Linked DNA regions of Homo sapiens: region 1 is linked to region 2. Evidence: chromatin contacts called from ENCODE Hi-C or POLR2A ChIA-PET data. All regions are on one chromosome and are shown on one strand. Each heading gives the region's core, a stretch centred on a gene start or an enhancer-like site at or near the end of the contact. The rest is flanking DNA. Distances are from core to core; before and after follow the strand shown.

Region 1 (3,848 bases), core at 1,349-3,848, 120 kb before region 2:
AAAAAAAATTGAAGTTATAAAATTTAAAGAGCAAGAAAAAAAACTGAAGTTATAAAATTTAAAGAGCTAAAACCACACTCATGTTTACCCAACAAAACCTGCTACTGCTCTAGTATTTTTGTCTGTTAATGGCAGAGTTTGGAAGCTTCTTTGACACAATCAGCTTTCCCCATATCTAATCAATTGCTAATCTCAAACTTTGCTGCATATCCTAATCACCTTGAGAGCTTTAAAAAAAAAATATCCCAAGGCCAGTCAGTTCACAGAAGACATACAAAAGGCCAGTAAACATAACAAAATGCCAATCTTACTCCAGTATAAAGAAATGCAAATTAAGCCATAACATGGCAGAATGAATAAGTTTGATAAAACCTAACATTAGTGAAGGTACGTGAAAAGATATACTCATATATTCTTAGTAAGAGTATAAATTGTTACAAAATCTATGGAGGGCAATTTGGCAAGAATCATAGGAAATGTACATTCTCATGTCCTTGAACCCAGGGATTCCAGTTCTAGAGATTGATCATACAACTACAGACTTGCAAAGATAGCACAGAGGAAAAAAAGGACAAGGAAGTGCAAACCTGACCTGAATAGAGAATTAAGAAAAAAAACCCTCAGGGAGGAAAGAGAATATACATGGAAGTGATCTAGAAAGGCATGCGTTTCCTCACACCTTAACCATACAGTCAGAGGTCTCAGGCTAAAAATGCCAAGTCTTTCTAGCTTTCTTTATAACTGCCAACCTAATTACTCCAACAGAAAAGTAGCCAATTCCATTGCCAGGCCCTGAGAGCAGGACTCACCATACTCCCAGTAGCATTTTGTTAGAGGACTTGAAGGGGAAAAAGCTGGCTAGTTCCAGGCAGAAGGCTTGAAAATATTCAGGAAAATGAGGAGAAAAAAGCATGAACTATAGGTTGATGCCAACTAAGAGGTTAACACCAGGACGATTTCCTCAGGCCAAAGTGAAGAACCCAGGCCAGATTTGGGAACAAAATGTCAGAAAGCTCAACAAGATCTGGGCAAGCATGAATCTGACACCTAGGCCAAAGACCCTGGCCAACCAGGAGCGCAGTTCAGGCAGGAGGTTTGAGAAATTTGTGGCAACAACGATAAGAATGGAACTTCGGACAGATCCAATGGCTCCTTGCAAACTCCCTTCTTAGATTCAGAACTGGCGTCAAAGCGTAGGCCTGTACATATGGCTAGAACTGTGGAACAAGGAGAAGGACTCATTCTGACAATTAGTCCTGTGCTGTGCAGTAGTAACAAGCCTGAAGAAGCCCACCAATGCAACCTAAGTTCCCATTTTAATCAGCCATACAGACCAAAATCATTAAAGCTCCACTTCTCTGACAAAGCCTGGACTGACTGCCAAAGAAATAATTTCAGTTGAAGAACAGTGTGAAAGTCACTAAGATAGTCTTCAAAACTGCTCTCAAATATTTAAAGGGATACTATGTAGAAAAGGGTTCAGAATTATCCTGGGTAACTCCAGAGAGAAGATTAAGAAGCAGTACTTATATATCATGGGAGCAGAATTTCACAATATGAAAATCTTCGAACATTAGAACTGTCCAAAAGAGAATACCCTGACACTGAGACAGGGAATCCTCCCCTGTCACAACACCCTGCCCTTAAGCAGTAGTGAAACAAAAGCTAGAAACCACTGGTTGGTGATATGACAAAGAAGATTAATGCAACAAATATGGAGTCCCAGAGACTCATAAAGGAAAGAAACTGCTACTTTGTAGCAGCCAATATGCTAGCTCTTACTTACATCCTTGAATCCTCCCCGCACATGCCCCCCAGAAATAAGAAGTTATTAGGTATCAACTCCATTTTACAGATTCAAAATCAGACTTTTCAGAACAATTAATACACAAGGTTACAAAGCCACCAAGGTAGGTGGGATTTATTTCCTCAGAGCTGTCTGCCTTTGGATTATTTTTTAAAATTCTACAACATTGCAGATATTACAGCCAATTTCTAATACAATTTTATCAGTGCTACCAACAAACTGTCACCTTTGAGACAGTTGTCTTTGAGACTGTAGGTCTTCAACAGGTAAACTTAAGGCCACTAACATGTGACAGCAGTTATAGAGGTCCAGCAACGAAGGTGCTTTTTTTGAGTTAAATATTCAGGTAAACTAGTGGGGATTTTTTGACTGGCATCTGTCTATAAATGAAATATACTCACTAAAGTATCTGACTATTAGTCACAACTTAAAGAAACTGACTGAATGCAGGGTCAGAAGAGATGGGTTAAAGTCCCAGTTCTACCACTTACTAGCTTGTGGCTTTGGGGGTGTCAGTTAGTATCTCAAGTATCTCTGAGTCTTTTTCCTCAGATAGAAAATGAAGAGGTAGAGCTGTACCATCTCCAAGAGCTCTCTCTGATTCCATAATCTTCATAGCAAACTTGAAAATTGAAAAAAAAAATTCACATTTCCTTATTTGCTTATGTACTACCCCATGGTTACCCCCAACCCTATATGTTATCAAGCTAGAAAGCAAACCTCATGCAACTCACTGATTGGTTTCTAAACCCTCCTTGCAGTGGTCATCCTGGTGATTCTATCTGGGCCCTAAAGACACAAGGGCAGATCTCAAGGCTGAGCAAATTGTGTGTCACAATCATTCCCAAACACTCAGTAGAGTTTTGAACTTTGCTCTCCACTAATGAGTCACTCTGTTGTTTGACTTGATCTGCAAACAGTGACTTTTCAGTTTCCAATTTAACAGCCTTTGCCCTGCAGTTTCCTTTGTCAACACCTTCAAGGGCGTTGAAATACAAACTCCAAAATTACTAGACTTTCACCAGTTTTATATAAATTATCTATATGCCGGCTGGACACGGTGGCTCATGCCTGTAATCCCAGCACTTTGGGAAGCTGAGACGGGCAGATCACAAGGTCAGGAGTTCGAGACCAGTCTGGCCAACATGGTGAAACCCTGTCTCTACTAAAAATACAAAAAAAAATTAGCTGGACGTGGTGGCAGGCACCTGTAACCCCAGCTACTAGGGAGGCTGAGGCAGGAGAATCTCTTGAACCTGGGAGGCGGAAGTTTCAGTGAGCCAAGATTGCACCACTGCACTCCAGCCCAGGCGATAGTGCGAGACTCCATCTCAAAAATAAATAAATAAATAAATAAATAAATAAATAAATAAATAAATAATCTATATGCCTTCATGAACAGCAAGGGGAGTAAGATCAACATCACTGCATAAGGTCACTGTCCAAGGGATCCACCAGTGCCTGTGGCATGAGCAGGTATGGAATACAGACCTGACGCAGTAGTCATGAACAAAGAGAGCAGCAAAGACAGTGGCTGAGTCCTGGATCCAGTGAGACATCCAGAATTGGCGGAATGATCGAAAAAGTGCAGCAGCCTGGCCTACTCACCTTGTGTGCAGCCAGCTACAAGGAAAGAGGTTTCTTTTCTTTTCTACTAATAGTTTTCAATAGATGACGAGGTCCCCTTTTCAAAGTTCAGCTACATCTACTAAACAAAGGGCAAACTTCATGACTGTGCAGTATGAAAAGCATGACTCAATCCCACAAGGATCCGTAAGTCACCTATTATGCCATCTTAAAATACAAACATGAAGTCAGGTGTGATGGCTCACACCTATAATCCTAGCACTTTGGGAGGCTGAGGAAGGTGGATCACTTTGAGCTCAGGAGTTTGAGATAAACCCGTGTAACATGGTGAGACTCCATCTCTACCCAAAATACAAAAAATAAGCTGGGTGTGGTGGTTCGCGCCCGTAGTCCCAGCTACTGGGGAGGCTGAGGCAGGATTGCTTGAGCCCCAGAACCAGAGGTTGCAGTAAGC
Region 2 (4,031 bases), core at 1,009-3,508:
GACCCTGCCTCAAAAAAGATAACAAGTGTTCCAAGAAGGTGGAGAAACTGAAGCCTTCAAACATTGCTAATAAAAATGTAAAATGGTACAGCTTTTGTAGAAAACAGGTTGGCAGTTCCACAAAATATTAAATGTAGATTTACCACATAACCCAGCAATTCCACTCTCAGTATACTGTACTAAGTGCCGTACTTAGCATACCGTATAGTACATACATAGAAATAAAAACATACATCCACACAAAAACTTGTATGTGTTCACAGAAGCATTATTCACAATAGTAAAAAAGTTAATCCAAATGTCCAACAACTGAGTCAATAAACAAAAAGTGGTATATCTGCACAATGGAATATTTAGTGAGAAAAGGGAATGAAGTACCAATACATGTTACAACATGGATCAATCTTTAACACACTCTACTAAGTTAAAGAAACCAATCACAAAAGACCACATATACTGTATGATTCCACTTATATGAAATGTCCAGAATAGGCAAATCTATAGAGACAGAAAGTAGATAAGGGTTGAGGGGTCCTAAGCGGGGAGCAGAGGGAATGGAGAGTGACTGCTAATGGGCATAAGGGGTTTTTTAGCGGGTGACTAAAATGTTCTAAAATTGGTTGTGGTGAAGTACTGGAACTCTATGAATATACTAAAAACCACTGAATTACACACTTCAAGTGGGTGAATTGTACAGCGTGTGAATTATATCTCAATGAAACTGTTTTAAAGCCAATGCTAGCTAACAGAAAGCTGGAGTGACTGTATTGTAATGTCAGACAAGTTGGTTCAAGATAAATAATATATCAGAAAGTAGGTAATTTCATAATGATCAAGGAGTCAATTCATCAAGAAGATGTAAGAACTCTAAACATTTATATATCTATTCAACTAGGAACAGAAGAGAACTTCCTTAACGTCATATGACATTTTGGGCTCAATGAAATTTTTTTTTAAGGTTTTAAAGAAACTCTCCTAAAAAAGTTTTTCTTTAGCATACTGTATAAGAACATACATAGAAATAAAAACTTTTTAAAAAGAGAGAGAACTTCCTTAATCTCATAAAATACACACATGCATCACTTAACAAGAGTCTGAGAAATACATCACACGACTTCATCATCATGTGAACATCACAGATTGTAGTTACACAAACCTAGATGGAATAGCTACTACACGCCTAGGCGATATGATATGCCCTATTGCTCCTAGGCTACAAACTTGTACAGCACGTTACTGTACTGAACACTGGAGGCGATTTTAACCCAAAGGTAAAAATTTGCATATCAAAACATAGAAAAGGTACAGTAAAAATATGGTAATTATAATCTTATGGGACCACATCATATATGTGCTCCATAGCTGATGGAAACATAGTTATATAGTACATGACTATATATGAAAAACCTGTCATTAACATCACAGGTAATGAAAGACCCACTACTTTTCATCTAAGGTCAGAAATAAAACAGATAGGTCTGTTTTTATTATTTTCATTCAACACTGCACCATTAAGTTCTAGTCAGTACAACCAAACAAGTTAAAGAAATAAAAGTCATCCAGATAAGAATGGAAAATAAGGAAACTTTTATCTGTAGATGACATGATTGCCTATGTAAAAAACCCAATGGAATCTATAACAAAGGGACTAGAACTAACAAGTGAGTTCAGCAAGCTTTAGGAGATCAATATACAAAATTAAATTGCATTTCTACATATTAACAATGAACAACTGAAATCTAAAAAATAACAATTACAACAGCATCAATAAAAATGAAATACTTAGGGAAAAATCTGACAAAAGATAAAAATCTGTAAGACCTATACACCAAAAACTACAAATTGCTAAGAGAATGTAAAGATGACCTAACCCCCGCAGCAGGTCTCAGTAGCTGGTAGAGACTGGGGAGGACGGGATGGGACGGGATGGGACGGGACAGGACAGCAATAGCTAGGCAGCCTAGCTTCACCAAGGCTCTCGCGCCTCTCCACCACCAAAATATCAAAGAGGAAGGAAGGTCAGCTCAGCTGAAGGGATAGTGAAGGAAGAGCCCAGGTGGAGACCCAGCACAGTTCTCAGCTAACTCTGCTCCTACAAAAGTGGACAGGAAACCAAAAAAGGCAGCAGGAAAGGATACATCTTCAGACAAAACAAAAGTGAAAAGGAAAGCAGAGAAAATACATCGCAGTGGCAAACCAAGAAACTAAAGATTTACCTACCTACAGAAAACAGAGAAACTAAACTGAGAAAGCCAGAGGAAAAAAAAGCCAAGTGTGATTAATATCACATACCTTGTCTTATGAGTCATTCCTGTTTCCCTTCTTGTACTATCCACAGGAATTTTCTGGTTTTTTCATTGTTGTTGTTTTGTTTTGTTTTTTTTAAATTGGAGTTTCACTCTTGTTGCCGAGGCTGGAGTACAACGGTATGGTCTAGGCTCACTACAACCTCCACCTCCCAGGTTCAAGCAATCCTTCTGCTTCAGCCTCACAAGTAGCTGGGATTACAGGCGCCCACTACCACACCTGGCTAATTTTTGTATTTTTAGTAGAAACGGGGCTTCAACATATTGGCCAGGCTGGTCTTGAACTCCTGACCTCAGCTGATCCACCCGCCTCAGCCTCCCAAAGTGCTGGGATTACAGGTGTGAGCCACCGTGCCCAGCCTAGAGGAATATTTTCATAAACTATTTTGTAAATATAAGTTTTCTAGTAGCTCTAGAAACATTTTTAAAAGGAGGGAATCCCACCTCATCCCATTTTTTAAGTGTAAATGCTTTTCTTAAGAGGTGAAATCATTTGCTGGTTGTTTATTTTTTGGTACAACCAGAAAATAGTGTGGGATACTGAATTATGGGAGGCTCTGACATTCCATAGATGAGGGATTAGTTTTTATATCCTACAATACAAAGTATACAAAATGGCAATATGGAATCACAGTCCTGCATTTAATGTCTTGAATATTTTAAATTACTTCTATTCCTATGTTATTTTTTAGCAGAATTGTTTCCTAAAGAAAACCACTCCTTGATCATGGCTCTCCCTATCAGAATTGTGCATACTCTGTAAAATCTTCAGTCATGGTAGTGCTGTTTTCCTAATAACTTTGTTAATGTACTGCAAAAGATTGAAAATTTGAATATGTAGTATATATGCTATTAAACTGTGAATTGGTGGGATGTATGCAGTAACTTAACATTTTAAGATACTGGTACTGGACAGCCTCTTAAAAATTTGCCTCCAGATTTTAAGCTGGAAACTCACTGGAATAACTGTTTAAAAAAGAATTACAATACACAGCTTTTTAGATTTTTAGTACATAAGAACTGTGTACAAACTGAAATGTCTGTATACTAATCCTCAACACAACCAATAAAATCTCAATTATAAAAAATAAACATGACCGGGCACAGTGGCTCACGCCTGTAATTCCAGCACTTTGGGAGGCCGAGGCAGGCAGATCACCTAAGACCAGCCTGGCCAATATGGTGAAACCTCATCTCTACTAAAAATTCAAAAATTAGCTGGCATGGTGGTGGGCGCCTATAATCCCAGCTGCTTGAGAGGCTGAAGCAGAATTGTTTGAGCAAGGGAAGCAGAAGTTGCAGTGAGCTGAGATCACACCACTGCACTCCAGCCTGGGAGACAGAGTGAGACTCCGTCTCAAAAAAAAATAATAATAAAAAAAATAAATAAAATAAAGGAAAGCAAAGGAAAGGAAGAAAGAAAGATGACATAAATAAATGAAGATACTGTGCTCATGGGTCAGAGGACTCAAGATTGTTAACAGTATCAATTCTCCAAACTGATTTATAGATTCAACATAATCCCAATCAAATTCCCAGCAGGCTTTCATGTACAAACTGAATAGCTGATTCTAAAGTTCATATAAATGTGAAGGACCTACAATAACCAAAACAACGTTTTACTTTTTTTAAGGGATGAGATCTCGCTTTGACGCCCAGGCTGGAGTGCAGGGGCACAATCATACCTCATTGCTGCCTCGAATTTCTGGGCTCAAGCAATCCTTC

The links. Hi-C counts contacts between places; a loop is a spot of excess contacts on that map. ChIA-PET counts read pairs that join two places held with the same protein, here RNA polymerase II (POLR2A). Pooled maps may share reads with other maps.
Region 1: a pooled map shows a loop between it and region 2 (16-fold over the local background). The contact joins two enhancer-like sites. A Hi-C loop is called at or near these places in 8 of 50 pooled maps. POLR2A ChIA-PET finds 5 or more read pairs at or near these places in 2 of 52 experiments (GM12878 and activated CD4-positive, alpha-beta T cell).

The regions. Positions count from the first base shown.
Region 1 is chr3:122,363,038-122,366,885 of GRCh38, forward strand. All of the region lies in intron 3 of MIX23 (mitochondrial matrix import factor 23), which reads right to left. Among named protein-coding and RNA genes, the nearest start is that of MIX23, 18 kb to the right of the region's middle. RefSeq lists an enhancer at 2,607-2,751 and a cis regulatory region at 2,672-2,685. Within about 2 kb of position 2,599, at least 7 of the 41 ENCODE cell types and tissues checked have a DNase peak (open chromatin) inside an H3K27ac peak, as active enhancers do.
Region 2 is chr3:122,480,978-122,485,008 of GRCh38, forward strand. The region is part of intron 2 of KPNA1 (karyopherin subunit alpha 1); the gene reads right to left. Among named protein-coding and RNA genes, the nearest start is that of KPNA1, 32 kb to the right of the region's middle. RefSeq lists enhancers at 502-551, 2,195-2,254. Within about 2 kb of position 2,259, at least 7 of the 41 ENCODE cell types and tissues checked have a DNase peak (open chromatin) inside an H3K27ac peak, as active enhancers do.